Regions from separate parts of the Homo sapiens genome. Here region 1 is linked to region 2. A link is a loop called in an ENCODE intact Hi-C map of the cell type or tissue named here. Cell type or tissue: heart right ventricle. All regions are shown on one strand.

Region 1 (2,500 bases), 140 kb after region 2:
AGCTTCCACATAGCTTCTAATGCATAAATTAGTCTCAAAAAATATTGTTATCCTCCTCACCTTCCCCATGATCATCAGTTTGCTTACCTAGAAAATGGGATAATCATATGTGTATCACATGTGATAATGTATGCAAGAGCACTTTGTAAAACAGAATCTTATAATCTTGCAAGTATTAAGTATACCCTGGTAAAACATGGGCTATTAGGAGTAAGCAGAGTCTTTCAAAAGTCCTTAGAAATCTTTGGAGTTTTTCAAGTTTCTCCAACTTTGAATACAGATTCAATGTCAACGTCATCCTCCAGTGGAGAGCTATAGTCATTCTTTTGAATGGTGGGTCATGGGGAGGCTGGAAGGTGGAAGCAGAAGGTGAGATATTGAAATTGCCCCTTTGGAACTTGGTTCTGCCATCCTAGCTATGGAGGAAATGCCGATCCATCTGTAGCCAGTTGGGGAGAAAGAGCAAGAGACGGAAGCACTGCAGAAGAGCTGCCAGGAATTCATGAGGCTTTGCAAAGTTCATCTGTTTGATGATTGCCACAAATGGCAAAGAGAGCTGGGCCTCAGCTACAGAGAGGGAGGCTGACGGGGGATTGTCATTGCTAAGCCCTGGAATGTCTTTTGAGAATGGTTCTGAACTGGTCACTTCTCTTAATGGCTCAAGCGGGCCAACTGTGCAATGCCCACAGCTTCTACCAGCTCCTGCCAGCACCTACGCTGCCTGCCCATTTGTCCCTTAGCTAGAGCTGCATCATGGCAGCTCCCTCTGCAACCAGCAGACAGAAGGAGAGAGGTGAGGCCCTTCAGTGTGGCTTCAGGATGATCTGTCTACATTTGGTTTCCCCCTCAACCTGATCAGCATGCTAATAACTCCCTTCCTTCCTGCCAAAACTTTTTATTGAAAAATTAAACCATCTTGTCTTTATTTTAGATTGTAAACAGGCAAATTAATTTTATTGGTTAAACCACTCTGGAGGAAGAAGGGGGCTTTTTACCTTCCATGCCATGACATCATCTCATCTGTCACCTTTTAAAAGCCCTGTGTTTGAAATCAACCCTCTTGGCAGCCTCTGCACTGGGCGGTAGCAGCATTACAAAGAGAAGGGGGAAAAGGCCATAAAATGAACTGACTGTTGGAAATTTAGTGATATGGCTACAAAGAATCAGGCAGGAGAGCCAGACCTGTAACAGCTGCTCCAGTCTTAAGAGTCTCAGCTCTGGAGGCAGCCAGCTCCCAACACATCATACACTATGGCAGATGCCGACTGCAGCAGGAGCATTAGTGGTTATTAGAATGGGGATAAGGTTTGAAATTGTGTTTGGGCCAGTGTGTGAAGGAATGACTGTTCTCTTCCATTCAACCACTAGGGAAGTTAGAAACATCTAATCTAGGAAGGGGTGAGTTTCTTTCCTTAACTCTGCAAATGGTCTCTTCTCTCATATGATTCTCAGGTCCTTGGGCCTTGAAAAGTTTAATCAGCACACTTCTCTCCCTAGTATCTACTTCTACCATAGTCGAGGCTACCCTGTTTTCATTGCTAGGCTCCTATAGTCTTCTGATTGTCATGCTGTCTCGGGTCGAGATTCCTGAGAAAAAAACCATTGAGATGGAGATTTGTATGCAGAAAGATTACTGAGGACTGCTTCAGGAGTCACTAATGATGAGGAGTGAGGGTAGCAGGATCGGGCAGGAGGAGAACTGAAACTGTGATGCAGTTGCCATGAGACCTCAGCTGATCCCACAGGGAGCTCTGGAGCTCAGATAGCCCTTTAGAGCCACCTCAAATAAAGCCTTTGTAGCAATGCTGATTAGTCATCTGATGCCAGCTGTCTCCAGGGAGGGACATAGCCTCCCTGTGGCAGCTTCCTTACGCCAAGGGCTAGTCTCAAAAAGGGATTTAACTGTGAGTTGTCAGCAACCAACAGTTCTGTAGCTGGGGAGATGTGCCTCAGTCCTGAAGTGGGGACCTGGGATACACATCACGGTGTCTACTATCTACGCATCACGGTATCTACAAATGTGGACTGCTCCCCATTTGCTCTTGTGCCCTCACTGTCTGTTCTCTCTCCTGTATTCTGAATTATCTTTCCAAAATGCAGTTGAATATGCTTTCCTTCTGCTGATAAAGTCATCAATGATTTCTTATTGCCTCAAGGTAAAGATCCAAATCTTAAGAGCTTTGCAAGAACTGAATCAGTATGACTCTGCCTGGATTTCAGCCTCTTCTATCTCTATCTCTCTTAGTGTGTCTCTACACTTAGGCAAGGGCTACTGTGCATGCAGTTCTCACTCTCTGCCATGCCTTTCTCCCCCTCTCTCCCATGGTAGAGGTTTTCTTTTTCTTTTTCTTTTTGTCATCCAGTGTTCCACTCCTCTTCCTGGTTTTGGGAAATCCTATTATGTGACTCAAAAGGAGGGAAGCCTATCTCTTGGGCACCTGACCTAGGTTTGTACAGCTGGGAGTTTCCACTCCAGGCTTTGTATCTTGACTTAGTGACA
Region 2 (2,500 bases):
ATCTCAAACTCCCTATGCCAAAGGGAGACTTAAGCTTGGTAACTGAGTCATGCATAACAAACAAAAATTGCCTTCCTTTTGTTTCTAGATAGCTGCAACATAGAAGGCCACAGATCTCCCCAGGTGGCCTCCCTCACAAATTGCTCACAAGGAAAAATTCCTGTCGGACCCCAAATCTTTCAGAATACATGTGCCCCCTATGACCTAACCCTAAAATAGAATTCTGTTGAATCTTACCCTGACAGTGTAAATGAATAGCTTATCTTCACAGATACTAGACAAAAACAAGACTAGAAATCATCCTTCCTCCCACCCCAGGCAAATGCATAATTGACTTCTTCTACTCTATGTTTACTTAAGTAAGATGTAGATCTACTGAACACAAGATGAATGCATAACTGACTGTTCCTCTACTCCTTTGTTTCATATGTAAAATGTGAATTCAGTGACTGCTAATCAAAGCCTTACAAGAATACAACCAGTTGCCTCAATGCCTACCCTCCCTTTTTTTTTCCTCCTCCCCCACTCCCCTCTCTCCTCTTTAAATACAGAAGTCCTCAAACCCCTCTTTGGAAAAGGCGCACAGGCAGAAATCACACAGGCTCTTGTGATTTATTCCACCCCCCACCAGGAGTGTCTTTAATCTTGGCAAAATAAACCACAAAATTGATTGAGACTTGCCTCCACCTTTTTTGGTTTACGATGTCCAGTTCTCTTCTAAGATGAGTAAATTTCATATCCTCCAAATCTTGAGAAAATCGGTAGTCGCTATTGGGCAGAGATGGGAATATTCAGGGCAGGCTGGAAGTAGCAAGGGCAATGCTGACCAGCAGTGAGCCAGGGAGGGGACCAGCCACCATGTCACTTTTCTTAGCTACAGATAGTCTCATTAAAACAGCAAGAAATGTGAAAGTAACAGTTCTGTCACTAAACACCACAAATTGTCAGGAGCTCTGAGAACAGACCTCAAGGAAGTATCTGAAATGTTGGCAGAAAATGGGGAGAGGGAGTCTGGCTAGCAGCTTATGCTCAGAGAGTGTGTGTGTGTGTGTGTGTGTGTGTGTGTGTGTGTGTGTGTGTGCGCGCGCGCGCGCGCACACACGTGTGAGACAGACACAGAGACAGACAGAAGGAGGAGTTTAGAGATGAATGTGTCCTCACTCCCAGAGCCCCCTTTTGAATTCCTTATGTCTGTTTATGCCTCTAGAAGCCTCCCATTTACCCTCGTGTCCAGAATATTTGTCATTTTAAATTTTTATTGTTCTATCACCCATCCCCTTTCCCAACACACACACACACACACACACACACACACACACACCCTTCTTTTCCAATGACACTTGACGATCTCCTAGGATCTTGTACAATTGATAGCTAATGGCTTTCTTTAGATTTTCCAGTAAATATTTAGCACTAAAGTGTCTGTAGGTGGCACTCTTAGCTCTGATCACGGCTCTACCAACAGGAATGTGAGCTGGCTGTGGAGGAAGTATAGATGGATGCTGACTTCAGCTGGTTGGCTCTAGGATACGGAGCCCAAAGTAAGATTCAGTATCCCTTTGGCACCTGGAGGGAGTCCTTTCAACTCAGAGGTATTCCCTCAGGCTAACCCTAACTCCCTTTACCCATTGTCTGGAGGTTGGAGATTCACTCATTCACCAGTATAGCCTCTTCACTCCCAATTTCTAAGCAATCAACAGTTTATGTTCTTGTAGCCTTAGGGCCTAAGTATTAGGCTCCCCCATGGTGGGAATCCTAGGCGTTCCAATGCTCTGCACTGTGCTTTTGGCTTCCAAGGAGATCCTACTACTGGAGTGTAATCCCCTGGATACATCTCCCTGCTGAAGAAAAAAAGTTGAAAAGCACAACAGCTATGAATCCATACCCGTTAAAACCATTGGTGACTTGGTGGAGTTTCTGAAAACATGCCTTTAGTGGGTAGTTCTCTACCTCTCCTTTTACTTCTCATTAACAAATAAATAGCAAACATGAAACCTGAGACAGGAGAGGTGGGGGAGGAACCATGCAATTCTTTCAGCTGCATTTGTGGTTCAAATAGAAGCAAGGAATGCTATAAATGTTCTGACAAGGATTGAAGATATTTTTATAGTGACAGATGCACATGTGGGAGGCTGCCTGTGGTACCATTTTTGGAAGGAAGGCTCCCAGCTTCCAGGGTCATTAAAGTCAGGTGTTCTTCCTTGCTTTTGCATTAACCTCTGGTTGGAAAGAAGGCTTATGTTCTGCCCAGATCAGATTGGCCTCACTGGTGGGAACAGACTTGTGCTTAAAAAGAAAGCCCATCCTGGTAAAAACAAAACAAAAACAAAACACAAAACAGACTGGAGTTTATTGTGAGCTGATAACAATAGATTGGCTTAAACCCTCAGCTTTGTTCTCTGGGCCCAGAAGACCTGGAAAGACCTGGAAGTGGTTATAATGGTTTGTGAACTGCTAGCAGCCTGCAGCCCAGACCTAGGAGAAGTGCCTGGAATGCTGA

What was found. A loop is a pair of places that touch in the nucleus more often than their neighbours do. Peaks named below come from ENCODE experiments on the same cell type or tissue, not always from the same donor. Only the 100,000 strongest peaks of a DNase experiment are listed, where the experiment ranks them.
Region 1: it touches region 2 in a loop (5-fold over the local background); 40 of 110 quality-filtered maps call a loop at or near these places.

What each region holds. Positions count from the first base shown.
Region 1 is chr9:7,541,159-7,543,658 of GRCh38, forward strand. It overlaps the pseudogene PPIAP33. Among named protein-coding and RNA genes, the nearest start is that of DMAC1, 260 kb to the right of the region's middle. In heart right ventricle, no CTCF peak of the experiment used is centred here; no DNase peak of the experiment used is centred here.
Region 2 is chr9:7,400,780-7,403,279 of GRCh38, forward strand. No RefSeq gene overlaps it. Among named protein-coding and RNA genes, the nearest start is that of DMAC1, 400 kb to the right of the region's middle. In heart right ventricle, a CTCF peak has its summit at 1,443 (motif pointing right); no DNase peak of the experiment used is centred here; H3K27ac peaks cover 915 bases.